Linked DNA regions of Homo sapiens: regions 1, 2, 4, 5 and 6 are each linked to region 3. Evidence: read pairs that join two places in POLR2A ChIA-PET (ENCODE). Cell type or tissue: A673. All regions are shown on one strand. Links, peaks and the distances in the headings refer to the core of each region. The heading gives the core; the rest is flanking DNA. Region 1 overlaps NTNG1 (netrin G1). Region 2 holds the start of LOC124904233 (a long non-coding RNA gene). Region 3 has its middle 110 kb from the start of LINC01661. Region 4 overlaps NTNG1 (netrin G1). Region 5 has its middle 300 kb from the start of LINC01661. Region 6 has its middle 43 kb from the start of LINC01661.

What was found. Peaks named below come from ENCODE experiments on the same cell type or tissue, not always from the same donor. Only the 100,000 strongest peaks of a DNase experiment are listed, where the experiment ranks them.
Region 1: POLR2A ChIA-PET joins it to region 3 with 16 read pairs; 1 of 35 experiments calls an interaction of 5 or more read pairs at or near these places.
Region 2: POLR2A ChIA-PET joins it to region 3 with 6 read pairs; 1 of 35 experiments calls an interaction of 5 or more read pairs at or near these places.
Region 4: POLR2A ChIA-PET joins it to region 3 with 30 read pairs; 1 of 35 experiments calls an interaction of 5 or more read pairs at or near these places.
Region 5: POLR2A ChIA-PET joins it to region 3 with 7 read pairs; 1 of 35 experiments calls an interaction of 5 or more read pairs at or near these places.
Region 6: POLR2A ChIA-PET joins it to region 3 with 18 read pairs; 1 of 35 experiments calls an interaction of 5 or more read pairs at or near these places.

Annotation. Positions count from the first base shown.
Region 1 is chr1:107,166,226-107,170,225 of GRCh38, reverse strand. The region is part of intron 2 of NTNG1 (netrin G1); the gene reads right to left. Among named protein-coding and RNA genes, the nearest start is that of NTNG1, 27 kb to the right of the region's middle. In A673, for the core only: no CTCF peak of the experiment used is centred there; DNase peaks (open chromatin) are centred at 415 and 2,075; H3K4me3 peaks cover 650 bases; H3K27ac peaks cover 3,735 bases.
Region 2 is chr1:106,743,993-106,749,700 of GRCh38, reverse strand. LOC124904233 (a long non-coding RNA gene) reads right to left here and starts at 1,562. Exons shown (of 2, transcript XR_007066260.1): 1 at 1,492-1,562. In A673, for the core only: no CTCF peak of the experiment used is centred there; a DNase peak (open chromatin) is centred at 2,920; H3K4me3 peaks cover 438 bases; H3K27ac peaks cover 682 bases.
Region 3 is chr1:106,924,552-106,930,259 of GRCh38, reverse strand. No RefSeq gene overlaps it. Among named protein-coding and RNA genes, the nearest start is that of LINC01661, 110 kb to the right of the region's middle. In A673, for the core only: no CTCF peak of the experiment used is centred there; DNase peaks (open chromatin) are centred at 2,209 and 3,229; H3K27ac peaks cover 3,924 bases.
Region 4 is chr1:107,260,807-107,264,806 of GRCh38, reverse strand. All of the region lies in intron 2 of NTNG1 (netrin G1), which reads right to left. Among named protein-coding and RNA genes, the nearest start is that of NTNG1, 120 kb to the right of the region's middle. In A673, for the core only: no CTCF peak of the experiment used is centred there; DNase peaks (open chromatin) are centred at 636, 1,316 and 1,676; H3K4me3 peaks cover 1,432 bases; H3K27ac peaks cover 4,000 bases.
Region 5 is chr1:106,520,278-106,525,985 of GRCh38, reverse strand. No RefSeq gene overlaps it. Among named protein-coding and RNA genes, the nearest start is that of LINC01661, 300 kb to the left of the region's middle. In A673, for the core only: no CTCF peak of the experiment used is centred there; a DNase peak (open chromatin) is centred at 2,305; H3K27ac peaks cover 1,155 bases.
Region 6 is chr1:106,858,285-106,863,992 of GRCh38, reverse strand. No RefSeq gene overlaps it. Among named protein-coding and RNA genes, the nearest start is that of LINC01661, 43 kb to the right of the region's middle. In A673, for the core only: no CTCF peak of the experiment used is centred there; DNase peaks (open chromatin) are centred at 2,652 and 2,922; H3K27ac peaks cover 2,426 bases.

The sequences.
Region 1 (4,000 bases), core at 1-4,000, 240 kb before region 3:
ATAATCCACTTTAAAAATAATTTTCTTAGTATTCCTAAAAAGTAGAGGTGATGGTCTTTTTGATGCATCAACTCGTCTAGGCTACAGTCACCAGTTACTCTGCCAAACATTAATCCAGGTGTCTCCGTGAAGATATTTTATAGATGTGATTTAAGTCCATAATCAGTTGATTTTCAGTAAGGGAGATTATCCTAGATAATCTGAGTGGGCCTGATTCAATCAATTGAAATGTTTTAGAAGCAGAGTTGAGTCTTCCCTAAAGAAGAGAAAATTCCAGCTGTGGACAGCAGCTTTAGTCTGTGCACAAGAGTTCCAGACTCCCCTTTCTTACAGCCTGCCATAAAGATTTTTCAGTTGCCTAGGCAGCCTCCACAATAGCATAAACCAATTCTTTGCGAGGCATCTCTTAATGTACATCTCCTACTAGCTCTGCTTCTCTGGTTACAGTGAAGATTCGATGTCTTAATGAATGACTAACCCTGACTGATATAGTAGGCTAGTGCAAGGCGTCCTGGGGGTTGTGTCAGAGAATAGACAGAGTAAAAACTACTTGCTTTAAATATACACCTTACCATTTTAAATTTCATTATTGGATAGCCACTCACTTATTTGTAAGATTTTATAAAAATTCAGGATTTCCAGAAGGGGTAACAGCATAAACTATTCCTATGAAGGCCTTCACCATTAGAGGTTCCCTACTCCTGCTTGAGGTGCTTCTTGGCACTTCATATGAACATATGAAGGAGAGCTCTAAGGACCAGCAAATGAGAAATTACTAAGTGGATCTAATGTACACTATTTAGGCGATGGCTACATTACAAGTCTAGACTTCACCACTATGCAGAAAATCTGTGTAACAAAACTGCACTTGTATACCCTAAATCTTTAATAATAATGAAAGACCAGCAGAAGAGTAAGCATCAAATGGAAGCATTGCTACTGTGTAGCTTGGCCAAGGGCCAGTCCTCTCAGAACTAGTAATTCTCCAAATTTCCTTGAATTTCTAATGAATTACAAGTTTGACTTCTCCCAGGTGGCCAAGACTGTAAATTATAGGAATGTATACCCAAAGGATTTCATTATCAGAATGGAACCTACCAAGATGCTCTAAAATATTAATACTCTTGCCATTCTTTGTAAAATCTATAAATTCAAGAAAAAAGAATTTGATTCAAAGACTATGGAGTCAAATAATGCATTTACAGATTAAACTGTTTGCAATGGTTAGTTTTATTTTAACTATACATTAAATATGGGTACAGATTGAATAGAAAAAGAAGGCTAGCCTACATATGGAAGCCTTAGTAATGGCTTCAGCAAATTTCAGTCTGTCAAAAACATGATGTATATTTGAAATTGGTGACCAATTTGATCAATTTTTCAAAATGTCATCAGCTCAACAAATATATCCAATTATTTTGAGATGTTTCTGCAGATTTTGTTTTGCTATGTTGGTTCTATGAATCAGCCCTTTATGGTTAAGAGACTAATGGGCCTGTCCTGAGTTTGGAGGATTGAGCCAAATAGGAGTGAAATCACAGATATTGCTATAGATATAATACAATGTGCTTATTCCTATGTTTATCCAGGATGCAATTTAAAATATGATTATTTTAAGCTAGATTTACTATTGGGTTTATTTTGTTGTCCTTGGTAAATGTCACCACAAAGTAGTTCCACTTCTATTTTCCTCAAGGGAGCAGAGATGCTCATGAACAGTTGTAGACAGGGGCATAGTGTCAAGTTAAAGCAGATATGGAAAAGTTTCTACTGAGAGAGAGAAATATTTTAAACTGTCCAGAATATTAAAAACAAATAAGATTTATATATCAGAAAAATACTCTTCTAGATGTAGTGTCTTACTTCATCGATTAATAACTAATTGTAGACATAATTTTACAGCTTCCTGAAATTATTTTTATTACAATCTAGTTGCTAAGGTCATTTTTTGACAGGATTCTAAAGTGAAAATGAGGACTTTACCAGTGATTTCCTGTGCTGATGATGTACTTCCTTAAAAAAGAAAAAGAGAAAGAAGGAAGGAAGGAAATAAGGGGGATGCGGGGAGGGAGGGCAGTAGAGCAACACTTATTGTCTTGTTCATTTCAGGCTAGACTTCATGAATAATCTTGTTTCAAAGTAAAGCTCCCTTTAGTTATACTGTGAAATTACAGGGTGTTTTTCCTTCAGAGACCTCAAAGTTCTCTTCTGGTATCAATTTGTCAATAGCCCAATGCCTTCCATCCTGTAGTGCCCAGAGGAGTCTGTTCTAGCATTATTTCTGCAGAGCCTTTCATAAGCCTTATGACAACCCAAGGTAAGAAGCATCAATTATGACTGTAAAGTTTTGTTTTGTTTTCCAAATGCTTACTTAACTAACAAACAATATACACATGAAAAAAAAAGAATGGCTTTACAAAAACTGGAAAACTTAAGGGCAATATACTTACATCTTTCTAAAATCTACTCACGCTTTCATTCAAATATTATATTAATACATGTTAGGCATTTAAGACAGTGCCTGATGAAATATACTCAATAAAAATTAATTATTATCACCTTAATGATATCCAGCAATCTCACAACTATTTTTTATTAGTTACTGTGACTTATGGCAAGTCATTTAACCTCTTCACCTCAGTTTCCTCATTTTTTAAATGAGGCTTTTACCTACATATTAGAATTAACATGACTAAAGATACATAAAACCATATTTAAGTTTTTATACAAATATAAAAATACATATTATTTTTATATTTGTACTAATAATTATACAAGTTATTAGTATAATAAATATGGGTCTTGAACTTTAGGCACTTTCGAAATTTTAACACTGATAATAATAAATCATATAGAATATATATTATCCCCACTACTAATAAACTGTGGAAAAGGTAATGCCGATGTTCTGTCATTACAGATAGATTCTTCTAAAATAAAGTTCTTCTCGGTGAACATGCATAAATTCGTGCCACTCTAAGGATAACTGTAGACAGTCTCATGAAGTTATGAAGATCTGTTCTGTAACACTGAGGGGCAAATCAAATAAAATAGAACTTAGGCAATTTTATAAATCTTTCTTACTGGAAAACAGTGGTAAAACCAACAGTCCAATATACCACTGAAACTGTCATATAGTCATGAATCAGTATTTGAGAATTGGAGGGAAAACTGAGGTTTGGGCTGGGATTACAGAATGTCCTCTGAATGTCAGAGATTACGACCTAGAGCAGGTTAAGTTGCTTGTATCTGAACTCTGTGTCATTGTGATCCTTCTGACTGTACCCATCTCTAAATAAAAGCACTTAAACCCATGGTACTTAATGACAGCACCAGTGACTTTGATATTTCCCCATCTACTGTTATGTAGATATTGTATATCTCCATTATGTAAGTCTCATATCTCTAGAACGTTTTTGATAGGCAAAGGCCAGGGTCAATCCAAGGGTCTGGTATGTTATTAAGAGTGACTTTTTCTTGTACTTTTGGTTTCACAGTCAATTGTTTCAGATAATCTTCATAAAAAAAAAATTAAAAACTCCCTGAAACCCAGAAAGTTTGAATAAGTGACTTGTCCAAAATTACTTGATCAGGCTTTTGTAAATATATTTTGAATTGGATCTTTATATTATCTGTTAAGTACTTATGATTTGTGATCACTGAGCTTGCAAATAAATACAAAATAAGAATTATGGCAACTTACTTTTGTATACCACTTTCCTCCTATTTTATCTAGTACTGTGCATTTTATAAAGTACCTTCACCTACATTATTGCATTTAAAGATTGCTTATAGAGAGATGAAGCGAAGTATAAGAAACGATGGTAGTATATTATGTATTGGGAAACACAAGGAGAGCTGAGCAGGATTTACATTAATTCACAGACAGCACAATGGTAACATTTGTTACTGTTGAGATAAATCTACAAAAGAAACTTATTTTAAAAGGAAAGCGAAATACAAGACTTTGCAGTTTCCTTAAGCTAGAATGTCCTTCTAT
Region 2 (5,708 bases), core at 704-4,703, 180 kb after region 3:
TCATTAAATAGTTTCTGTTTTTAATCAGCCGGTCAGCAGGCCATAATAGCTAATCTTGTAAAAGGGTTAAGTTTTTATCTGATTCACATTTATTTGAATCTCACAATTCAAATAAGAGAGAAAAACATATCCAACTTTTCTTAGGCTGGAGACACTGAGTGGGATATGAGATGTTACATAGTCATGAGACAGTTGCTCTGAATAATAAGTGAAAACCATAAAACCTACAATATTTTGGCTTGAATAATAGATCATTAGGTAGTTATAAAAGAAAGGATCTTGATGATAGATTTAAACAGGACTCCAAAAATATATAGATAATTCCCCTGTGAGAAGCTAAAGCTTCCTTTCTTCATACATGTAATCCTAAGAACAATATTTTGTTTTAATTTAAACCTAAAATTACAAAACTAAGCCATGCCTGATGCTGGAAAAGGCAACTATTTTCACAAATGCAGTTACACCATCTTGGCTTGAGAGTTTTGCAAATATTCATTTGGAAGCTGAGGTTATTAGCCTTTACTCCTGGTACCAGAATGACAGCATAAATCCTCGGACCAATGTACACTGTAGTACATTCATTAAGATACCCCCAGATTTTTGGATTGCCTAGTTATTAGGTGACAATGCTATGACATTTTGTGTCAAGGGGCAGTGGCAGCTGTCACAAAGAACAGCAGGTGGTCATGCAATTGCTGTATCTCTACTTTAACTTTTCACAGCTCTTTCAGTTAGGAGTGAACAGTAGCAAATGGGACACCCACGTTACTCTCATTTATTTAACAAATTTGAAAGGTATATTGAGGTGAATTACTATCTCTTGTCAAAGCGGTCTAATGGCTGCTACAGTTACCTTTAAGAGGGTAGTAGTCAGTGGCCTAAGGGATTGAGTGGAAACCACATTGGTTTTAGTGGTAAAAGATATTTGCCAAGAAAGAAAGGGCAGAGAAGAATTCATGGTGATCCTTTGTCTAGGACTTAAAGTGCTATAAAACATTCTTATAACTCAGCTGGCAATCACATAGGGGAGAAAATAGAACTGTTTGGTTTTCCTTGAGTGGTAACCTAAGGTAAATTATATTTTAACAAGGGCTATTTGGGATTGGATGCAATTGTATAAACCCATGAGAATTTTTATTTGTTTTACTTTACTTTTGGATGGCTGTCCAATTCCTACTTTAAGTCCTTAAGACTCAGAATACTATTTCTTTAATCACTAGCTTAGCACAGTTTTCTGTGCAAATTTTGAGTACCGGGCCACTGGCATTTCCTAATTCAGAAGCAGATATTTTTTTGAATGTGGTCTTGAATGCTTTGTCTTCTCCTTCAATTTCTCATGAGGTTGGAAAACATTTATTACATTTTCTTCTAATTTATTAGAATCATTTACTTGGAATATTTAGATATTCGGAGATACTTTCAGGTATTCACAGACTATCTCCAAATTTTGCATCAAAATTTACAACGTCCCCTAGGTCAGTGATCCCTAACCTTTTTGGCACCAGGGATCGGTTTTGCGGAAGACAATTTTTCTTCCAGAGGAGGTGGGGGGTGATCATCAGGCATATTAGATCATCAGACGTTAGACTCTCATAAGAAGCGCGCAAGTTAGATCCCTCGCATGCGCAGTTCACAATAGGGTTCGTGCTCCTATGAGAATCTAATGCCCTGGCTGATCCGACAGGAGGCGGAGCTCAGGCAGTGATGCTCCCTTGCCTGCCACTCATCTCCTGCTGTGTGGCCTGGTTACTAAAAAGGCCAGGTATGGCCCGGGGGCGGCGGCTCACGCCTGCAATCCCAGCACTTTGGGAGGCCAAGGCGGGAGGAGCACCTGAGGTCAAGAGTTGGAGACCATCCTGGCCAACATGGTGAAACCCCGTCTCTACTTTAAAAATACAAAAATTAGCCAGGCGTGGTAGTATGTGGCTGTAATCCCAGCTACTTGGGAGGTTGAGGCAAGAGAATCTCTTGAACTCAGGAGGCAGAGGTTGCAGTGAGTGGAGATCGCGCACGGCACTCCAGCCTGGGCGACAAGAGCGAGACCCTGCCTCGAAAAAAAAGAAAAAAAAGGCCAAGTATGGTAATTGTCCGCGGCCTGTGGAAGCAGAAAGGAAATTATCTTAAGATTCTGAGTTTCTTTTTTTTCTGCTGAGAACTAGCTGTTCCTTTGAAAATCACTTCATTCTCCTCAGTAAACTTGGCTGCATTCTCTTTCTGCTAGAATATTCTGTAACCATTTGAGTAGTGAGTGTAATGGGGTCAGGAACTAAGAGATTGAATCAGACCAAAAGCATTCTTCAAAAACCTACTATGTGCCAGGACTCTCTAGGTTAGTCAGTGTTACCACAAAGAGGGAAGATTCTGTTTTATCTCCAAGAACAGTTAAACGCTTATCTTTAATTTAAGTGCTGGATTGAGTGATTCAAGGTGTAGACAATACAGAGGCTCAGAGAAGGAAAAGACTGAAAATACTCAAGACCAGAATCATTTGCTTGAAATTAGTAACCTTAGCGTTTATTTACAGCCTTAGAAAAGTCCAAATAATGAAGTCAAATTGGTAACAAGATGAAAAAGCTGACACAAGTACTCCGTGTTCACATGAAAATAGTAGACTAAATAGTAGGTTGCTCTGATCCAGCTGTGACATTGAAAAATGTCACTTTTACTTGTTAAGTATTATTGCCTCTGAATTCTTTTCTATGTAAAACTCGAAGGTCACCTGACACCGTCAGGCAATTACTTCCTCTTTCATTGTGCATGTCAATGGCTGATAAAGTACACATCATTACAGTTTAGGAATGCTCTATTCTTTTCCTTTTACACTGGCACCTCCTTGGTGATATGCATGATTTGGCTGGGGTAGAGAAAGTTAGTAGGAGTAATCACACAGTTGCATGCTGTGAAGAAGAGTGAGCTTTATTTACAGCACAGCACTCTGATTTGGCTTTAAGAGAATTACATCAACTAAAAATTATACATAATAGACTTGGCAGAAACACAAGCTGGTGGTCAGGCCTGATTATATCAAATAGAAACACTTGGAAAGTAATGTTTCCAGGCTCTTACTCAGATTTATAACAGGTGTCCACAGGACAGTAATCCTCATAGATCCTTAAATGCTTTCTAAATGCTAAGGTTTTGAGCTAGAGATATCCTGTGGCTGCTTGACAAAAAGCCTTATGCTAATTAAGATCTATCCAAGTCTCCTGATCTAAGATAAGTCAGAGCCTAAAAGGAAATCATGTTGGGAATTGATTCTCTCACTGTGATATAGTTGCCATAAATTTTGGAGGAATTTTCAGGCTACAGATATAAATCAACTTACAGAAAAAATTTAAAAATAATATTAGCCAGAAAAAAATAGACATTGAAAAAAGTCACTGATAATAAATAATTAGTATATATAATCATTAGTATTGTTTGGGTTAAATTTGCCATTGTTTTCCTCAAAATAATATGCTTAGGGCTTAATGTAATTGCTTTCAAAGGACTGGTTTGTATGAGTGGCTATAACATATGAGCCTTTGTTCTAGCAAATAAATTCTAAGAAAAATAATAATTTGTCTGCTTGATTGTTTTTTGTTCTAGATTGTGAGTTTGATAATGGCAAAGAGTGTCAATTATTTCCACGTATATTGACAGTACCTAGCACAATTCCTGTCTCATATTATATACTCAGAAAATGTTGGGTGACAATGCTGAACAAAAATATTTTCAATTGTGAGTTTTCTTAGGAATAACAAGAACATTAAGGAAAGCAAACAAAAAATGGATAGGGACTAGAAATTGTTAAGGCATTTAGTTGTCTGAGCAAAACAAGACCTATATTCCATCAGATCCATTTTTAAGTAAACTAGAAATGTAAAATAAAGTAGCAGAGTTCTTGAGTTAATGCAGTAATTCTTCTGTTTTCTTTACATAGCAATAAGCAGATTTTCAAGACTTATTTAGATATGATCTTGGATTTGTTTTGGATTTATCATTTGAGCAAGTTCTGCCACCTCGACTTCTGCATTTAGACTCTAGGAAATCATTTTGCCATATGGTCAGAACTTTTTTGAGTTGGTCAATAACAACCTGAAAGGTCAATAATAATGAAAATAAATTTGCAACTGTTGAGAAGAACTCTTTCATAAGAAAAAATGTAGCCAGGGATAGGCAGTTGATGTAATCATGTATGACAAGAAGTGTTCAATGTAATTATTCTAGCAGAAAGAAAAATAGTTTATTAAATTTGCTTTGAATTTTACATTTGAGGATCTCAGAGATATTTAGTCTTGTCTGAAATATGTTCTAACCTATGAGGACATACTAAATTCAATGACTAAACTACATATACATCTTTAAATTGATAGAGTTAATTTTCATTTTCAGATCATGATATATAGTATATATAAACTTCTCAGCTATAATATGAAATATGGTATAATATGGAAATGTAAAACATATACTTGGGGAGTGGGACTGTATGTTTTCTGTCTAAATATTCTGCTTTTTAACATCAGGATTGTAATTTTACAAATTATTTGAATGACCAAGAAGCCAGCCCTGCCTATTAGGTAGGTGTATTATAAACATTTTGTAGATGAGCAGCAGAGGGTAATATATTGCAAAATTCACACAAGTAGTAAATGGCAGAGAGAGAATTTGAACTCTGGCATTGGACTTGGAGATTTCTGTTTTTAAATGAAACATTATATAAGTAGAAAAAAATGCTAAAGTTCAGTTTAATGACCACCATCCCAATCCCAGTCTACTTCTCCTTGATTTTCCTCAAAGGTAATTAGTGACCTCTCCGTGTGTTGCTTATTCTTCTAGACCTTTCACTGTGTCTTTGCATATGTATATATGTACTCTTAGAGAATATTTAGTGTCAGGTCCAGGATACTAAATTTTATAGTCTTAATATATAAGTGATGTAATACAGTTTTTGTCATTTTGAAACAACTTTAAATTCAACCATATGTTTCAGAGACACTTCAATTTTAACATATTTAGTTCTACCTCTTCTTTCTAACATGTGCATAGTGTTCTGCAGTGTGACCATATTTCCTTTATTTTAACCATTTCTTTCTGTGATGGTTAATGCTGAGTGTCAACTTGATTGGATTGAAGGATACAAAGTATTGGATCCTCTGTGTGTTTGCCAGAGTGTTGCCAAAAGAGATTAACATTTGAGTCAGTGGGCTAGGGAAAGTAGATCTACCCTTAATCTGGTGGGCACATTCTAATCAGCTGCCAGCAAATATAACGCAAGCAGGAAAACATGAAAAGTAGAGACTAGCCTAGCCTCTCATCTTACATCTTTCTCTCATGCTGGGTGCTTCCCGCCCTTGAATATCAGACTCCAAGTTCTTCCTTTTTGGGACTCAGACTGGCTCTCCTCCTTGCAGAAAGCCTATTGTGGGACCTTGTGATCGTGTAAGTTAAACTCCTACATATATCTGATTAGTTCTGTTCCTCTAGAAAACCCTGAGTAATACACTGTCTTATGAACAATAAGGTTATTTTGGTTTGGGAGAGAAAAGATGCATATTTATGGTAATAACTTGATTTCTATTAATTTCTCAATTTTTAACTATAATTGGACATTGATATTATTACTTGCTCTTCCATGTATCCATGTATCTATAGTTTTGTTTTCAAAATTGTTTTATAAATATTGAGTGATAGTCTTATTACATCAGTTCAACTTATCATGTATTTAT
Region 3 (5,708 bases), core at 856-4,855:
TCACTCATAGGTGGGAATTGAACAATGAGAACACTTGGTCACAGGAAGGGGGACATCACACACCAGGGCCTGTTGTGGGGTGGGGCTAGGGGGGAGGGATTGCCTTAGGAGATACAGCTAATGTAAATAACGAGTTAATGGCTGCAGCACACCAACATAGCACATGTATACATATGTAACAAACCTGCACGTTGTGCACATATACCCTAGAACTTAAAGTATGATAATAAAAATAAATAAATAAATACATAAATAAAAAAATAAAAAAATAAAAAAATGATAAGTGCTATGATTGGATAAACACTGTGTTATGAAAACATACTATAGGGACATTTGATCAAAAATTGGGGGTATAGGTAGATTAACTGAAAGTTGAAAAGTGGTCAGGCAAATGAGGAGGAAAACAACAGTCGTGCGCATGGAAAGAACAGCACCTTAGGAGACCCGGCAGTAAAGGAGAGGATGGCGGATTTGATGATCTGAATGTATAGCTAAAGCCTGCAACGGGAGAAGATGCTGGAGAGGTGAGCAGAGGCTAAGAGTTACAGGTAATGTTGCATGATCTGACCTTTATTCTTCAAGTTGTGGGAGACCACCGAAAAGTGTTACACAAGGGAGGGATATGATCAGATCTATGTTTTAGAAAACCACTCAGGATCCAGTATAAAGAATAGAATTGTAGACGGTAAAACTGCAGGTAAAGGACTGGTTATGCTGGTACATTCACGAAGTTGAGAGGAGATGGAGGCCTGAATTAGAGTAATTGTTTGGGCATAAAGAAAATTGGGCAGATCAGAGAGATATGAATCAAATAGAGTCAATGGCACTGAAAAATTTGTATCCCTGAGTCTCATGCAGTGCTTAGCGCATAGACAGCACTCAAAACAATGTTTATTGGACACATCTTTCTGAATGTTCAGACAGGTTTTCAAACTCATTGTTTCCATAACTGCATTTATCTTTGCCCATGAAATCTACTCCTCTTATTGACTTTCTTTTACTGGACCTGTCATTAACTCCTTTCTATTCACCCAAGGCTATGAATCATTTATTCCTCATATCCCATGCCTAACACATTACTTTGCACAAATAGGCATAAGTATTCCGTAATTTTTGTTTAAATAAATAACTATTAATTTATTCAAGCTCAAAACTCCAATGTGAGTGAAGCTTACCCAGGCACATTAAATCAGTGGACAGAGTGGAGCCAATCTTGGAACATCTCCTGAATCCATCTCCTCTTTCTGCTAGTACTTTTTTTTTTTTTTTTGGACAAAGGCAATATTTTCTCCTCATATTTCACTCTGTCTCCAAGCTATGTCCTCTTCAATTCATTCTACTATAGCTGCTAGATAAATATTTTCAACAGACAGTTTTTTTCTGTTGTCATAGTTTTCTTCTCAGAATGTTCAGTGACTTCCCTTTGCCACTATAACTTGACCCTTGCAATCCTCCTTGATTTTCATTCTGATTTTTTCTTTATTTCTCTCACTTCCCCACTCACTCCCCATCCCCAGCCAGGCTATTTCAGCCATAATAGCGCTATCATGGTTTGTCAAAATACCATACACTTTGCCACATCTTGACTCATGTTGCTTTTTTTTATGGGAATTCTCTTCATTTTAGATTTTACTTGTCTAAAGTCTACTACACTTCCTTCAAAATTTAGTCCTGATCCCTATCTTCTCCATGGAATCTTTGGGGTCTTTCTCCAGCTAGCAATGACTACTCTATTCTGAGCTCCAAGAGCATGTTAATTTGCACATGTCTTGTGGTACATGTTGCTTTCGTTTAAATGGTTATTTCTACTCATGTCTTACCCCTTTAATACACTGTGAACAAGACATGGATTGTGTGCATCTCATCTTCATGGCCCAGTGACACCTATTGTGCTGCTTTACAAAGATAATACGTCCAATAAACATATTGAATTAATGGATTATAAACAGACATTCAAAATCCATTCCTGGCTAAACAAAAGAACTATTTTGCCATTCTCCCTCTAATTTAATTCTGAATAAAGAGTAAGCTAGTACTTTAAATAAGACAGATATCGGTAGAAAAGCTTTAGCTGTCATGGGGTCTAGGAAAAGGCTACTACTGACATTTAGTAGTGAGGGATGCTAATTGTCCTGAAGCACCCTGAACAGTCCCACCCAATTGAAAAACATGTATAAAGTTTGAATTTTAGTGTATGACAGTCCTGTCCTGGGGCCCTTTTTTTCCCCTTTTGCATTTTGGTCACAAAATTATGCTAACAATTTGATAAAATAAAGGTCATATAACATCTAGGTGAGGAATTGGCACATAATAAGCTTTTACTCAGTGCCAGCTGTTAATGTCAGTAGCTTCTTTGAAAAATGGAGAAAATAACGCCTATCTCATAGTATTATTATGAGGGTTAAATAAATGACAACATATAAAGCTCTTTGAACAACGGCTGGTATATTGTAAATGCTCAATAAATATTGACTATTACTATTATTGGTTTCGCTATTATCAGTATTATTTGCAGATGCTTCGCAGAGAAAGTTTATATTGAATTTGTAGTCAACTAAAAGCCTCAGGACTTTTTCATATGAAAAGCCAAGTCCATTCCTTGGCAAGCCTTACACCTATGAACAAAATAAGCTCAGTCCTTGCTGTGATTTGCTTCTTTTTGAAGGTTTATGGGAAAGTCAAGGAGAAGTCGACTTAATACCTGTGGCCTTTTATCCGTAGCACTGAGAAAATTATATCAAGGTGAAGAGAAATAATAATTTGATTCTGGGTTTTGCATTCAAATGGATCTGGCACCGTGTTGATTTTTATGTAGTGCAGTAGTTACCTTTTCACTCAGCATTTGGTTTTCTGAGGAAAGAAGTGTATGAAGGCAAACATTTTCTTAGGAGCTAATTTTTCCTTCCTTCCTTCCTTCCTTCCTTCCTTCCTTCCTTCCTTCCTTCCTCCCTCCCTCCCTGCCTTCCTTCCTTCCTTCTTTTTCTTTCTTTTTGCACCATGTTCTAGTGGAGCTTTAGGATCTGTCTACCTCTCAGTTTAAAATTAGCTTTCTACTTGCTTTCATGACAATTGTTACCCTAAGTAGCTCACAAAGTACATCCATATATATTACCTAATTTGATTTACACAACAGCCCATGGGTTAAGGATTTTGCTAATGAGGAAATATAGCAAACTTGTGACTCATACAGAGAGTACATGACATTTTGAAGATTCACCTTTGGATTTGCTGGCTCTAAAACCTAAAATTGACAAGTGTACTATTTATTATAATGACAAACAACTTCAAGCAGCCATCCGTTTCAAAGATTCTTAGAATCTGGTTGGTGGGGAGGACAATGAGAGACAAAAGAGAGGAAAGTCCTGCTTTGTGGACTGTTTCCTATGAGTCAGGCATGATGTTAGGCAGTATGAGTTAGTCGTTTCATGTAATCCTCTATATGGAAAGCATAGACAGGGAGAACTAGAAAAGTTAAATAACTTAGCAGGCCCCAAACTGTGCACAACCTGTGTGCAAATTTTTGTAATTTTGTTTAAAGCCCAGAATGCTTCCAGTATTAAAATTGTTCAAAGTGATGGTTGATTTCTCAGTCATCTCACAAGCCCTGCTATCAAATACCATTTTTAACATTGGTTCTGAGGAAGGTGAGTTAGTTATGCCTTCAAACCTATGATATATGGAAGAGGATTTCCCTGTTAGTATTTATAGGGGCACAAGACAGGATGGCCTCAGCCGGAGACATTTGTACCTAATGGTAACTTAAAAAATCTAGTACTGATGAGTCTAGGGCTACATGTTTTCTATCTTCTTTGTTAGAACTTAGAGGAATCAGAATGTTTCTTGAAAAATACATTTTTTTCCCCTTTCATTAACTCTAATTATAATGATCTGGGAAAAGAATTATTATAGACCAAATTTACTCACACTTATTTTCAGCTATTTAAAACACTTACTAACTAGAATTTAAATAAATATTTTAATGGTTCTGATTAAAGCATGAGTAAGAAAACATTTAACTGAGTTATTTCTGCCCAAGTTAGTATAAAAATTTAAGAAACCAAACGTTGTGAGATGAGCAGTCATCAAACATTTTATGCAAACTCTTTGTTTATGTATTTCAGAGCTATAAAATTTTGTATTCAGTAGGTATGCATACTTCCCCATTTCATCACAAACTTACCAATATTTTGTATTTGTGATTATTTTCTAAATAATAAAATTATTCTGTTTTACCTTTCAGTTATATCATTTCTGTATGCCTTGGTTTTTACTCTATTTAAAAAAAATCTAAAGAAAAGAGGAAGTGCATCTGCTATTTGTGGGCAGATGGCATTAGATGAATATTTTAAAAGCAAGTTCTAGAAATCTATCAGAAACTTATACAACAGGTATATGTTTATTATTCAATGCTTTCATGAAAAAATAGATTTTTCAACTCCTGAGGTTATACTGGTGAACATAATTTAAAATAAAACCTGAGAAAAGTAAAAGAGATTAAATAAATATTCACGAAAATGCCCTCTTCAGGAAATAGGGTCATTTGAACAGTCTATTCCATTAAAAATCGCTTTATTTCACCCAAATTGGTTACTACACAAGGAAGGAAGACATAAGAAAACTAAGGGATTGAATCTGAAATCTAGACCAAAGAAATGACTGAACTCTCTCCACTGCATTAACCACATGGAATTTAGCACACAAAAAATCTAGAACTGATCATTTTTTTAACCTGTATACTCAGAGTAATACCAAATATACATTTAAGTTCTATGTCAAAATTTTATTAAAAATTGATATTTATATTAATATATAAATACTGATAAACTAAAAAGTAATTTGAACTCTTATAGCATTTTGGATGATCTAAAATAAGAAATTATCTAAAGGTGACATACTAACAATCACTTATAATGATCATTAAAGTTAGTTCACAAGCCTAATAACAGAATAGACTGTGAAATCCTTAGCATCATTTGATTATTTACAAATATCACTAGAAATTAAGCCAAATGATCTTTACCTAAAATATAAATAAAATGGAAATTTTAACATTTTAAATCAAATACTAATAACCAGACTTACTGATTAGCCATTTTAATGTTTGAAAGTTCAGTCTAAACAATTTATAACTATTACATGGATGATTTCTCAGAAGTTTGCTTATCCTACCACATAATTTCACACTCTGTTTCTCTCTTTCTTTACTCTTTAACTGTTCCTTTTAAGATCCATACATTATCCCAGACCCTTAGGAGCTGTTGAAAAAATTATGGAAAATGCAGGAGGTTGTTCTAGACCAGCAAGTATCAGCATTACCTGAGAGCTTGTTAGAAATACAAATCCCGGACCCCATCCTGGACTTATTAAATCAGAATCCCCGGATAATTCATATGCACAATAAAGCTTGGGAAGCAGTTGTTCTAGGGGGTGCATGAATACTTCAGAAGCTCAATTAGTACCAGATAACTTTCCATTTCCAACCAAGCCTATTCTTGGTCATCTTGAGTTAGAAGTGCTTTGGGATGGAGTCTGGAATGTCCTGTGCTTATTGCCCAGGAGAATGCCCCTGTATTTGAAAATCTGCTGCTCATGCAGTCTCCTAGCTGCTAGAATGAAGGGCTAAGGCATGCAGTCTTGCCCCTTCCCCCAAGAGCCAAGGGAGCAGACAAGATTGAATGAATCATTACAGGAATGCGCTGACCAGGAAT
Region 4 (4,000 bases), core at 1-4,000, 340 kb before region 3:
ACTGAAGGGTGGACTCAGCTTCTGCCTCAGTTCTCACTAACCACAGATGGGGCCAAACATCCAGGCTAAATGGAAAAGAAATGAAAAGGAAATGACTCAAAGGTGCCCTAAACTAATGTAAACAGAGAAAATGTTGAGATCATCTAAATAGATGCAAAATGATTTTCATTTTAAAAACTGCCAATTTATAAAGAAATAAGCACAAGGAGCTATGGCTAAGAATTATCCTCAGAGAATAGAGGGCAGTATGATAGAAAAATCCAAGGAGCATTTATAAAAAATGAAAGGAAAATCTATATATAGTCTTTTAACTTCATAGGGAAGGATGGGGGACATAGATTGTCATAAGATTGTGAAGGATTTCACTCTGTAGCCAGATGGCTTAATCCACTTGAATTTGGGGGTTGCTTCTTTAATAAAGCCATCCCTGTAATGAATGGGCCTTTCAGCCTCCACAAAGCAAAAATGGCAGGGAGTGTGTCAACCTCCAACAAATTGTGTGGGAGGTCAGATGATCGATAAGAAGTCTCTCTCACTGTCACCTTAAAGAGCAATGGCTACAAAAATGTGCACCAGGGTGGAAAAACGGTGGTGGTGAGGGGAGGGGGTGTGGCTAAGAATTCTGAAAAATAGAAGGGCGTGTGTGTGTTTGTGGGCGTGTGTGTGTGTATTCTACAGGCAAGAAGGAAAGATGGTGGCATGGATCTGTTTAATCAAATAACAAGAGAGAGAGAGGACTATAGATTAATCTCCTGTCATCTACTGACATCTGTCAAATACAAGGTAGCTTAGAACTATAATTCCTTGGAATGTTTCAACAAACTATGATAAGAACCATAAGAGAAATAGCATAATACATTTTTTTTAAAGATAGGAAACTTCAGAACATTTCATCAAGATGTGTTTGGGTCATGATGGATTGTACTATAACATTTCTTTTAACAAAATCCCAACAATGGTTACATACAAACCTCAAATTCTTGGGTACTCAAATATGAAAATGAATGTTAAAATGGATTTTTTTCATAAAATTAATAAAGGCAAGTGCCGTGAGCATAACTCTCAAATACTTCTTTCCCAAAGGGAATATCTGGGATTGCCTCAGGTTATAAGGCTTGTAAGGAGACAAGAAATGCTAAGTGGGAAGTTACACTGTACAAGCCTAGGAAAGAAATTATTTTAACTTGCCTTGTTAAGGCTAATTAGCATAGATGAAAAGAGCTAGATAACTCAGAGTATTCATTAGCTCCCTCACTCCACTAAGCAACCTCCCCAAAGTGCTAATATCTTTCCTACTACATTCTTAAAATGTTTCATATTCACTATTCATGATTCACACTTTGAAAAGACCAATTTCCTGATTAATGCCTAAATAGAAAGAGTATAAAATGTCTCAAAAATTAGCAAAGGCCTCAAAGGTGTAAAACTGCTATTGTAAAGGCTTTGTAAAGGAAAAAAAAAGAAAAAAAGGAAGGAAGGAAAGAAGGAAGGAAGGAAGGAAGGAAGGAAGGAAGGAAGGAAGGAAGGAAGGAAGCAAGCTAACCTAGAACTGTTATTAGCTTTTCCCACACACCCACTCACTCTCACACCCACACATCCTTTCTCTGAAGAACTGTGGGGATGCAGTCACATTCTCAGAGTAAATGTATTGAGATTTACCACATTTCAAAGCTTCAGGGTTTTGTTCATTCTCATTCCTCTTCACAATAAAGACAATATTGATTCCATAGCATTCCCCCCTCTTTTATCAGAATTGTTTGCACAGTAACTCACACATGAGTAAGTGACCAACTTTGCATTATTTGTGCTAGATAATGATTTCCATTCCTTTACCACCAGATCCTCTAATGGGCTGATTTCTCAATTCAGTCATCACTATGGTGGTTCATCTAATTACAGATGTTCACGGCTAAGAATAAAGTTGTGCACCAGCGAAAAAGTGTTTCATCTCTGTCCACTACCAACAGAGGGTAACCAACAGATTATGAATAACCCTTTATTTGTCTTTCCCAACCCCTTTCTGGAGGTGAATGAAGAGATTGTTTTTCATTTGCTTTGTCTTTTTCTAAACAGAAGACAAATACACTCACAGAAAAGATGAATACCATTGTCTCAAGTCAACATAAGCGATTTTCAACACCTTCTAATTCATGTATTTCTTTCTCAATTTCCAGCTACTGCTTTGAGTCATTACAATTTATTATGTCACCATGATTATGTGGGCTGCAGCCAGACTGATTCTTCTACTTTGATCATGGCAATCCCTTGCCCTAAAACCTTCAATGGCATAAAATATCAGAAAAAATATAAACTCCTTCGTTGATCACTCGAAGTCCACAATAGTTAGACCCCAACCTACTTTTATATTCTGTTTTATAACAATAAAATAAATCTCTATGCTTGTCTCCCTGACACATTTTAATCTTTTGTGACAAAATACCTTTTCTACTGCCCTCTTCTCCCTGAACTGCCCTCATTACCCACAAAAGACTCCATTCTGGCCTCCCTAAGTAGTGAACCTAGTCGTCCTCCCAGTCTCCACTCATGTGTCCCTGTCTTTCTAAAGTCATTCAGATTTCATGTGATTTACTAATTGTGTTACTACATGTGTAACGGCTTTGAAAAATACCTTTATAAGACTTTTAATGTAAAAGACTTTTAATGTAAATATATAAATCAGAAAAAGTCTTTGTAACGTTTAGCTTCAAAATATGTAAACAGCACTTAGGTACATTAACTGCCAAGGGCCTTAGCTCATATTCTTGTTTTGTGGTTATTTTAAGGTGTATCTTATTTTCCTCAATCAGAGTAAACTCCTAGAATGTAATTTTTCAATAGTTAACATTGCCCGGACAGAGAACCTCATACAAACTTTGTGTTTACCTTACATATGAGAATGTGGAATTCACAAATGATGTCTTATAATATAGTTGTTATCGTTTTTTTTGTTTTGTTTTGTTTTTTGAGACGGAGTCTCACTCTGTCGCCCAGGCTGGAGTGCAGTGGTGCGATCTCAGCTCACTGCAAGCTCCGCCTCCCGGGTTCACGCCATTCTCCCGCCTCAGCCTCCCGAGTAGCTGGGACTACAGGCACCCGCCACCACGCCCGGCTAATTTTTTGTATTTTTAGTAGAGACGGGGTTTCACTGTGTTAGCCAGGATGGTCTCGATCTCCTGGCCTCGTGATCTGCCCGCCTCGGCCTCCCAAAGTGCTGGGATTACAGGCGTGAGCCACCGCTCCTGGCCCTAGTTATCTTTTTAAATAGCAAATTTATCTTCTAAAATCAACAACAGGCTTGAAAGTAAAATATTAATTATAATGTTTAAAATCTTCTGAAGAGCTTTTTTTTTTTAAATCCTGTGAAACATGCAGACAAAAAGTTTTAACTGCCAGCATTTTCCACCTGATGTTAACAAATTCCCTTATTGTTATCAAATTGGCTACTGGAAGTTGTCTGGTATTTTAAGAAAATCTTAGATGCTTACAAAGCATTTATCATAGTTGTGACTAAATAATCATTTTTATGTTTGTGTAACATCTTTATTCCCTACTAGACTATCCATTACATGAAGGCAGGGATTATGTCTACCTTGTTCATTTTCATATCTCCAGTACTTAGTATAGTACCTGGCACAGGACCCAGGACCTGGTAAACATTTGCTGGATCAATGAATTAAAGAACAAATAATTTTTAAAAATGAATGAATTAAAGAACGAGTAATATCAACAGCACTCCTACTTCTCTGGGCTCTGATCCATCATAACTGTACAACTCTTCAGATGTACTTACCTGGGCTGCAGCTTTAGTTCACCAAGATCTCTAGATCCTTTTCCTTGCTTTTTTCTCTTGCCTATGAACTAACCTTGGTGAGTAGTCCCAGCTGGAATCTCCTTTCTCTGTGTAAAATATTGGCTTTGAATCAGTGGCTTTCATTTATCAGGTTTGTCAGGCAACAGAAGCAGCAGAAAATGCCAACAGAAGAAACCAGAGCGGTACGTG
Region 5 (5,708 bases), core at 690-4,689, 400 kb after region 3:
TGTAAAAATAAGAAGTATTCTTCAAAATAATGGAGAAACATTTGTCATATATATATACATACGAAATAATTCATAAAATGAACATATAAGACAGAGGAATACCCATACTGAAATGGTAAAAAAATAGAGCATATATACACTTATTTAAAACTTTCATTTAAATTCCTAAGAAATCATTATTCTACAGATTTCCCTCTCTATCTGAAGTACAGTAAAATTAGAAATTAACATTTAAATGGTAGCTTTAAAAATGTTTCATATTTGAAGACAATTTAGTATGTTACTAAATAATCCTTAGGTTAGAAAAAAGTCATAAAGAACTTTTAAAAATTAAAAATACTCATAATTGATATTTTAAAAACTATATGTCACATTCTATGTGACACAACTAAAATAATCCTTACATGGACATAATGACCCTAAATATATTTAAAATATGTATTTAAACTATCTAAATAGATGACTTAAACAAATGGGTTAAGCATTAAACAAAATAAATTAGAGAAAAAAGCAACGGAGGAAACCCAAAGTAATATGATGGAAAGAAAGAATAAAGATAAAATCTGAAATCAATGAAATAAGCAGGAGAAAACAATTAAACAAACCAAAAACAGGTTCTGCATAAAGACAATTATCTCTTTGACAAGACTAAATTAGAAAAAAATAGAAGAGTTGCAAATAAACAAAATACATACAAAATGAAGTCTATCTTAAAACAAAATATTTAAAAGCAAAATTATGAACTATGCAATAATAATTTTAGATCTCATGGGACTAATATAATTTGATTCCAAGAACCAGATAGCAGTAATACAAAAAATGAATGTATAGCTTCACGTTTTAAGAAAACAACAAAAATTCTAGATAATATATACGCTAAGAGAATCTAGCTATGCATTAAGAATTAAAATACCGTCATTTTCCTTGGTTTCTTCAAGAAGCAGACATATTTGTCAGAGGCATTTGAACCAGAGCAACTCTATCTTGAATAGGGGCTTGGTAAAATAAGGCAGCACCCTACTGCGCTGCATTCCCAGACAGTTAGGCATTCTAAATCACAGGATGAGATAGGAGGTCAGCACAAGATACAGGTCTTAAAAACTTTGCTGATAAAACAGCTTGCAGTAAAGAAGCCAACCAAATTCAAGATGGCCACAAGAGTGACTTCTGGTCGTCCTCACTGTTACATTCCTACCAAAGCCATGACAGTTTACAAATGCCATGGCAATGTCAGGAAGTTACCGTATATGGTCTCAAAAGGGGAGGGAATGAATAATCCACCCCTTGTTTAGCATATAAGCAATAAATAACCATAAAAACAAGCAATCAGCAGCCCTCAGGGCTGCTCTGCCTATGGAGTAGCCATTCTTTTATTCCTTTACTTTCTTAATAAACTTGCGTTCAGCTTACTCTATGGACTCACCTTGAACTCTTTCTTGTGCAAGATCCAAGTACCCTTCTTTGGGGTCTGGATCAGGATCTCCTTCCAGTAACAAATTCACAAGCAAGCAGGATATTTAAAATGTGAATCCAGAAAGCATTGGTAGAGAAGTGAGAAAGAGATTAAGAGAAGGCTGTTAAAGAGTTCATTAGCCAGGAAGTCACCACTGTGGGCAAGTGATGTTATTTCATGGGGAAGTTCTAGGACCTCGAGTAGTACATGAGTGTAAACTCACCTAAGTAGCATGGGACTTTTGTTTATAAATGAATCTGCATCATTTTTTTGGTTGAGGGTTGCTCTTTATAATTATGATGCTACCAAATAAATCAGTATTTCATAGTATTAAATGTTCCCTGAAGTAGTCTCAATCAGTTAATACAATTTAAACTGTAGTGTTCTTTGAGATATATTATTTAAAGCAAAATCCTGCTTTTCCTGTATACAAAAAGGTATGCAAAATACGTGAACTAAGAATGCTTTCTTCCGTTTCCAACATGATTTTCCTGTGTAATGTAATTAAATCTTTGAATTTTCTGAGGAATTTTATTTCTGAAGAAAAATGGCTATTGGCTTTTCATAGAAGAATATTGCCTGTTCATTTCTTAAAATAAAAAGTTAAAGTGTCTTCTTCACATTTTTACTCCTTCTTTCAAGTGAAATTTGGATTAAGGGTGAGACGTTAAAGAGAAGATGTCTTTCCTGAACACACACGCACACACAATGCAGTCTTTGAATTAGACTGCTGAAATGTTCTCTTCTTATGGAGATTGCTTATGGCTAGGTCTATTTTCCCTGCAATGCCTCATTAGCTCTGAACACATTTTTCCCTAGATAAATGTAAAAGCTCATCCTCATTAGACTTCACTGGGGTGGTCTGAATTATTTGATCCATTCAGAAAACAGATAGAAAAAAGACTACCCTGCAGGGAGCGGCGGTGGGGGGTGGCTAGCATGAATGATAGTGAGCATTAGCATTGTGATTTTAAGCTTTGGGTAAAGCTACATGAAATTTTCGAAAATCTGACGCCAACACCAGGCAATAAATAGCATTCTCAAGCAGAGAAAGCATTCTTTCTCTTGCATTTTATTAAGTACTTTTGTAACTGTAATACTTTTTCATCTTCCCTGGAATCATTTTGCTCCTGACACCATTTTATCGCACCAAATCACTTAAAACAAAGCTGAGTTATTTCATGGTAAAGGGACTTGGATGTGCATTATTGCATTTTAGGATGTACCCTTCTCCAACTGTACTACCAATATCCTTCATGAACTTTTCTTCTTACCACTCCTATTGCAAAAACTTCAGTCTATCCTTTATGCTGTGAAAGGAAAATTAATAACTAAGCTAAAGGGAAAAGTCAACTATGGAACTGCTTAGAGCAAACCTGCCTCTCATTCTACTCAAAGTTTATTCCTCTGCTTACTGAGATAAATGCATATCTGATTGCCTCCTTTGGAAAGTCTAACCAAAAACTCAAAAGGATGCAAATATTTGTCTCTTATCTACCTATGACCTGGAAGCCCCCTCCCTACTTGGAGTTTTTCCGCCTTTGCTTTGAGTTGTCCCTCCTTTCCGGACCAAACCAATGTTCTTTATTTTTTGAAATAAAGTCTCACTCTGTCGCCCAGTCTGGAGTGCCGTGACGGCATCGTGATCTCTGCTCACTACAACCTCCACCTCCCGGGTTCCAGCGATTTTCAAGCCTCAGCCTTCCAAGTCACTGGGATTATAAGCTATCACACCCGGTTAAATTTTGTATTTTTAGTAGAGATGAGGTTTGCCATGTTAGCCAGGCTAGTCTCAAACTCCTGACCTCAAGTGATCCACTTGCCTTGGCCTCCCAAAGTGCTGGGATTACAGATGTGAGCCACTGCACCAGGCTCCGATGTTTGTTCATCTTACATATATTGATTGATGTCTCATGTCTCCCTAAAATGTCCAAAACCAAGCTGTGCTCAGACCACCTTGGGCAGATGTCTTTCGGACCTCCTGAGGCTGCGTCACAAGCAGGCATCCTTAACTTTGGCAAAATATACTCACTAAGTTGACTAAGACCTGTCTCAAATATTCAGTATTCACAACACAACACCAGTGGCAGAATTTTTCTTTAAAACTGCCCATGTCCGACATCTAATTTAGGTATTTACAAAGTTTCTTGTCTTTTCTTCAAAATAATACCTAAAACATTATCTTTTAGTTTTCTATTCATGAGACTGCATCCATCACATACATGATCTCTACCGGCCATGAAATTGTGTCTCTTTTCATTATAGCATTAAAATCTGGCATATGGTCAGTATAGTGTATAGTTATCGAAAATTATAGTATAAAAATGATTAAATAAATAAAGCGATCTGATCTGCACATCACATGAACATTTTCCTATATAAGTCATGATATAATTTCAAGTTCAAAGTATGACACAGAATTTCTCTTACAAGTAAAATTTATTCTACTTCTCAGACATGTTTCTAGTAAGTCCTTTAACAAAGGCTATGCTCAAATGATACTCAGTTTTCCAGTAGTATATCATTGTTTCTCTTCTCTATGCCTTATCCTAATATTTTATTATGAACATTATCAAATACATAAAAAATTATTAGAAATGTCATTGAACACCTGTGTTACTCCCTACTTAAATTCTACAATCAACATTTTGTTATATATCACAAACTTATCTACCTATCTATCCATCCATCAATCCACCTTATTTTTATACATTTCAAAATGAATAACAGATATCATTATATTTTATCCCTAAACCCTTCAATATGCTTAAACTTATAAGTTAAATGTTTGTGTTTTTCTAGATAAAATTAACAGGGTGAAATGCAAAAATCTCAAGTATGCTAGTCAATAGATTTTTCATATATGTATATATATTTTGCAAAAAAATAATGTGTATATATATATTATATATATATATGTATTATTTAAAACTGTCCATGTAAGACATCTAATCCAGGTGTTTATATATATGTAATATATATGTTATATGTATATATATTTGGCAAAATTAATTAAATAGCATACTTAAGATTTTATATATGGTGATATATATTTTCATATATAAAATCTTTATGCTATTCAATAAATTTGTCAATAAAACATATATGTCTATGTATCTATATATAGTTGTATATATAGATATACAGATAGACATATATGTTTGTATCTGTACCATATATGATAAATAAAATCATATGTACAGTACATATATATTTTTATCTGTGTGTAACTGTGTAACCCAAAATTATTAATATACCAGCCACAAAATTCCCTGATGTCTCTTTCCCAGTCAATCCTAGCTCCCTACCCTGTTAGTTTCAATTACTGTTCTGTTCTTCTTTTTAAAGGCATAATTGTGCTCCTTAGAATTTCATATAAATGAAATAACAACGTATGTTTTCTTTTGTATAAGGCAATTTTCACTCAGAATACTGGCTTTGAGATTCATCCATGTTGCTGCGCATATCAGTAGTTATTTTTATTGCCAGGTTGTATTTTGTTGTATTAATATAACACAACGTTTTCTATTCTGTTGATAGAAACCAGGGCTATTTCTATGTTCTGGATAATATGAATAAAGCTTCTATGAACATTCTTATACAAGCCTTTCTTTTCCCATTAACTTTCATTTATCTTGGGTAAATACCTAGGAACTGTTGGATTAAAAATTAGATGTTTATTTAATTTTATAAGAAAGTGCTGAAACTTTTCCCAAATAACTTGTATAACTATGTACATTCACCAACAATATATTAGAGTTTGAGTTGCTCCATAAGCTTGCTACTATTCAATGCTGTCTGTTTATTTATTTATTTATTTATTGACGTGGAGTCTTGCCCTGTCGCCCAGGCTGGAGTGCAGTGGCATGATCTTGGCTCGCTGCAACCTCCGCCTCCCCCGTTCAAGCGATTCTCCTGCCTCAGCCTCCCAAGTAGCTGGCACTACAGGCACGTGCCACCACACTCGGCTAATTTTTTGTATTTTTAGGAGAGACAGGGTTAGCCACGATGGTCTCCATCTCCCAACCTTGTGATCCACCAGCCTTGGCCTCCCAAAGTGCTGGGATTACAGGCGTGAGCCACCGCTCCCGGCCCGGCCCGTCTTTTAAATTTTTTTTTTTTCATTCAACAGGAATTTATTGAATATGCACTATGTGTCAATTATGATACAAAGAAACTGGGTTTTTACACAGCTTTATATATATATGTGTATGTATAGGTATATATACATGTATATATGTGTGTGTGTATATGT
Region 6 (5,708 bases), core at 894-4,893, 66 kb after region 3:
CTACTATACTTTAAAGCAAATTTACTTTCATGTCTCAAAATAAATTTAAAGTGGCAAACATATTGCAGGAAAGAATCTCAAATATGTCTCTTATTCTTTCACTAATACCCCACAAATAAAATTCAGTTTAAACTCTTCAAATACATGCTTGCTTTTTGCATTTTCTTTAAGAAGGAGGCTGGGCATGGTGGCTCTTGCCTGTAATCCCAGCAGATTGGGAGGCTGAGGTGGGAGGAACACTTGAGGTCAAGAGTTTGAGACCAGCCTGGCCAACATGGTAAATCCCTGTCTCTACTAAAAATACAAAAATAAACTGGGCGTGGTGGCGGGCATCTGTAATCCCAGCTTCATGGGAAGCTGAGGCAGAAGAATTGCTTGAACCTGGGATGCAGAGGTTGCAATGAGCCAAGATCATGCCACTGCACTCCAGCCTGGTGTGATAAAGTGAGACTCTGTCCCCTGCCACTGCCCCCCAACCAAAGGAAGAAGGAATTTTGTCTCTCATTTTGTAATTTATTGAACTTTAGATACTAGAATTCCATAGGGTTAGAAAAAATGGCTCAAACTCATAATTAGTTTGGAGGGATTTGATGCAGATTTTATTCATTTTTCAACAATCAAATCAGTCTTCTATGTTCACTACTTGTGAAGCAGCTCTACCGAAGTACCACTCAGAGAAAGAACATCACCAAATCTTTTATAAAATGACTTCTCTTAATTAAATCTTACAACCCAGATTTCCATTCTCCCAGATACACAAACAAAAGCCTATTATAATGCCCAGTTCAGAACAACCAAATAAAGCCCCAGGTTGTTGCCTATACATTTGAAAATAGAAGAATTCCAACAATGACAGAAGACACAAAACTATTTAATTAAGGTTAAACGAATCATAAAAAAAGAAACAAATAACTGGTTCATGCTCAAACCATATCAGAACCAGATGAAGTTTAAAACTGTTTCCACACTGGATCTTAAGTGACATACATGTTACAATCTGGTTTTTAATCTTTGCCCAAATATTATATTTACCTCAAGTAATTAACCAAGGTTGAGGGATAAAAAGAAAATAATGAACTTGGTTGCATGTTTATTGGCCAAAATACAAGCTCCTCACTTACTTTGATATGGTTTTATAGCTTAATATTTTGTTGTTTGCACTGTCTTTACTGTCAGTTTTCCTGAATATTCTTTCTTTTAATACTTTTAAGTGTCTTGGTCCAATTCTCCATAAAGGAAAGGAAACGCAGTGTTCCCAGTCTTTCCTTTGGTTTGTAGGTCCTGGAATCGCTTTTGTGTATTTTGCTTAAAAGTTATTGGGTTGTCACTGGCCAGGTGCGGCGGCTCACGCCTGTAATCCCAGCAGGTGGGAGGATCATGAGGTCAAAAGTTCAAGACCAGCCTGGCCAACATGGTGAAACCCTGTCTCTACTAAAAATACAAAAATTAGCCGGGCATGGTGGTGCATGCCTGTAATCCCAGCTACTCAGGAGACTGTGACAGCATAATCGCTTGAACCTGGGAGACGGAGGTTGCAGCGAGCTGAGATCGTGCCACTGCACTCCAGCCTGGGTGACAGAGCGAGAGCGAGACTCCATCTCAAAAAAAAAAAAAGTTACTGAGTTGTCACTGGATGAGTAATGGTTTTGAATAGGTGTCTCACACTGGGTTTTATGGAGTAGACAGAGTTAACTAAATGACTATTACTTCTAATTTAGTACAAAAATGGAGCTCTTTATTAAAACAGTAAAACGTTAACTGGGATTCCTAAGAGCCATCTTTAAAAGATTATACAAAGAAATGAAGACCTGGAAAAAAAATCCCAAACATCTAGGTGCAATTAGATACCATTTTCATTATCTGTAATTGTTACCTACTTATTCCGAACTCAATCTTATCAGACTCTGATGAGAATGCTCCTTTAAGACTCACCAATTTCTCTTAATGTAGAAGCAAAACAAGCCTTTCTAGATTGGAAATGTGCACAGAGATTAAAAGTAGCTTCCCTCAACTTGCTTGATTTTATTTTCCTGAGGTGATAATTGTATTTTATAACTTATTTTTTGGTTTTACAAAGGCTTCTGTTTGCCTCACCAATATAATGAATCAGTTGTTCAGCTAAGAATTTATTCAAAAGCTAAGAAAAAAAAATCATAGTCATTGCTGCATGAAGTTATTTGATTACCACCTTCCAATTTCTCTTAAATCTTATCTTTGCTATTTACTACTTCTTTCTCAATCCCAAATTGTTTACAAAAGTGTAACGCAAAAGTGCACAAGAAAAAAAAGTCACATTTGGATTTTTAAGAAAAATTGAGTATACTGTATCAGGTTTTGAAGTTTATCAGCAAATAATTTCTATAGAGTATAGAAAACATTATAAAGTGTATATTGAATACTAATTTTAATATCATTTATTCTCATCATTTTCGAGACAAGTCTATCATTGGACTATGACTCTGCCAATTGTCTAAATTTTTTAAGCCCCAAAATTTCATTGCTTCACAGTAAAAGCCAAGGAAATACATTGTAAAGAGAAGCTGTTATTAATATTCAAGCTCTCTTCCTAAGGATTAATGAAGAGCAAAAGAACAAACAATCTAATAAAAGTACCAATCTTTTTCCTTGGATGATTAGATAAGTTGAGATCTTAAATTCCTAATTATAGTTGATACAAAAGTAAACATGTTACAGACATATATAGAAATTTAGAGCTGTTTATGAAGCATTTCTCTCCCTCCCTCCCTCCCTCCCTCCCTCCCTCCCTCCCTCCCTCCTTCCTTCCTTCCTTCCTTCCTTCCTTCCTTCCTTCCTTCCTTCCTTCCTTCCTTCTTCTTTCTTTCTTTTTTTCTTTTACTTTAAGTTCTGGGATACATGTGCAGGACACGCAGGTTTGTTACATAGGTATACATGTGCCATATTGGTTTGCTGCACCTATCAACCCGTCGTCTAGGTTTTAAGCCTCACATACATTAGTTATTTGTCCTAATGCTCGCCCTCTCTTTCTTTCTTTCTTTCCTTCTTTCTTTCCTTCCTTCCTTCTTTCTTTCTTTTTCTTTCTTCCTTCCTTCCTTCCTTCCTTCCTTCCTTCCTTCCTTCCTTCCTTCCTTTCTTTCTTTCTTTCTTTCTTTCTTTCTTTCTTTCTTTCTTTTTCTTTCTTTCTTTTTCTTCCTTCCTGCCTCCCTCCCTCCCTCCGTCCCTCCTCTCCTCTCCTCTCCTTTCCTTCTTTCCTCTTTTCTCTTATTCTCTCTCATCTCTATTTCTTCCTATATGGAAATTTAAACAAATGGATATAGTAGACAGTGTAGATTGCTTTTCCAAAGGCCATTACTTCTTTCTCCCCATTCCTGGTTAACAGAGTCCTGATTTTGTTCTGCTGTCATCCAGAGGTCTCCTGATGTCAGGAGAGTCAGGCATAATGTAGGGGTGAAAATGAGATAAAGGAGAAAGCTGATGGGTGTCTCTGAGAAGGGAGAGGCAATGCCCTGTGTTTCCTACCTTTGAAAATAGTTATGTGGTCCAAGATTCTTGGTGCTACTGTAGTCTCCTTAAGGCCAAAATAGAAAATTGTAAAAATCCAACTCAGGACCTTGACTGGGCTGAACTTTGGAACCAAACTTGGAACTGACCCTCTCTCTAGAAATATTTTATTATGAGAAAAACTAGTCTGCTATTTACTAGTCCGTATTTAAAGTAACGCTATTCTTTCTCAAAAATAAATCAATGATTCATTCTTATTTTAACTAAAATAATGATATTATTGTTTTAATAAAGCTCATGTGATATGGTTTGGCTGTATACCCACCCAAATCTCATCTTGAATTCCTACATGTTTCTGGAGGGACCTGGTGGCAGGTAATTGAATCATGGGGCAGGTCTTTCCTCTGTTGTTCTTGTGATAGTGGATAAGTCTCATGAGATCTGATGGTTTTAAAAAGGGGAGTCCCCTGCACAAGCTCTCTTCCCTTGTCTGCTGTCATGTGAAATGTGCCTTTTACCTTCCGCCATGATTGTGAGGCCTCTCAAGCCATGTGGAACTGTAAGTCCAATAAATGTCTTTTTTTTTTTTTTTTTTTTTTGTAAATTGCCCAGTCTTGGGTATGTCTTTATCAGCAGCATGAAAACAGACTAATATATCATCTTGCTGTAACAAAATTACACATCATTAAAATGTGTAAAAAACTACTTAAATTATCCTACTACCCAGAGATATTTATTTAAAATAAATAAAAATCATTTACATACGTGTGAGTACATATATTAATATATACATTTTGATATTTCATAAAATTTTTTCAGTTGACTTTTTTCTGAAAAAATGAAATTAAACTGAAATAGAAGGAATTCAAAACTTTTTAATGTATGTTTTCACCTAAAGAGACATTGCTTTCTTCAGTACATTTTTGGGTAGTTAAAAATTTAAAAACAAAACAAAACCCTGATTTTAAAAACTGAGAGTGTGAAGTCTTCCTTTTTAAAAAATTGAATTGGCTGTCAAGAATGGTATACAGTATCCATTGGCAAGGACAGAGATTCTCTGAACAGGGTGTTCCTGGGCTTTCCCTTGGCTGTGTTTCCAGCTGTTTAGATTTCAACGATCCTTGCCCATTTTCTTTATTGTTACTATTATTTATTATACTTTAAGTTCTGGGATATATATACAGAACGTGCAGGTTTGTTACATAGTTACACATGTGCCATGCTGGTTTGCTGCACCCATCAACCGGTCATCTACATCAGGTATTTCTCCTAATGCTATCCCTCCCCTAGTTCCCTACCCCCCAACAGGCCCCGGTGTGTGATATTCCCCTCTCTGTGTCCATATGTTCTCACTGTTCAACTCCCACTTATAAGTGAGTACATGCAGTGTTTGGTTTACTGTTCCTGTGTTAGTTTGCTGAGAATGATGGTTTCTAGCTTCATCCATGTCCCTGCAAAGGACATGAACTCATCCTTTTTTATGGCTGCATAGTATTCCATAGTATATATGTGCCACATTTTCTTTATCCAGTCTATCACTGATGAGCATTTTGGTTGGTTCCAAGTCTTTGCTATTGTGAACAGTGCTGCAATAAACATACGTGTGCATGAGTCTTTATAGTAGAATGATTTACAACCCTTGAGTATATACCCAGTAATGGAATTGCTGGGTCAAATGGTATTTCTGGTTCTAGATCCTTGAGGAATCACCACACTGCCTTCCACAATGGTTGAACTAATTTACACTCCCACCAACAGTGTAAAGGTGTTCCTATTTCTCCACATCCTCTCCAGCATCTGTTTCCTGATGTTTTAATGATCGCCATTCTAACTGGCATGAGGTGGTATCTCTTTTTGGTTTTGATTTGCATTTCTCTAATGACCAGTGATGATGAGCTTTTTTTCATATGTTTATTGGCTGCATAAATGTCTCCTTTTGAGAAGTGTCTGTTCATGTCCTTTGCCCACTTTTTAATGGGGTTGTTTTTTTTTCTTGTAAATTTGTTTAAGTTTCTTGTAGATTCTGGATATTAGCCCTTTATCAGATGGATAGATTGCAAAAATGTTCTCCCATTCCATAGGTTGCCTGTTCACTCTGATGATAGTTTCTTTTTGCTCTGCAGAAGCTCTTTAGTTTAATTAGATTCCATTTGTCAATTTTGTTTTTTGTTGCCATTGCTTTTGGTGTCTTAGCCATGAATTCTTTGTCCATAATTACGTCCTGAATG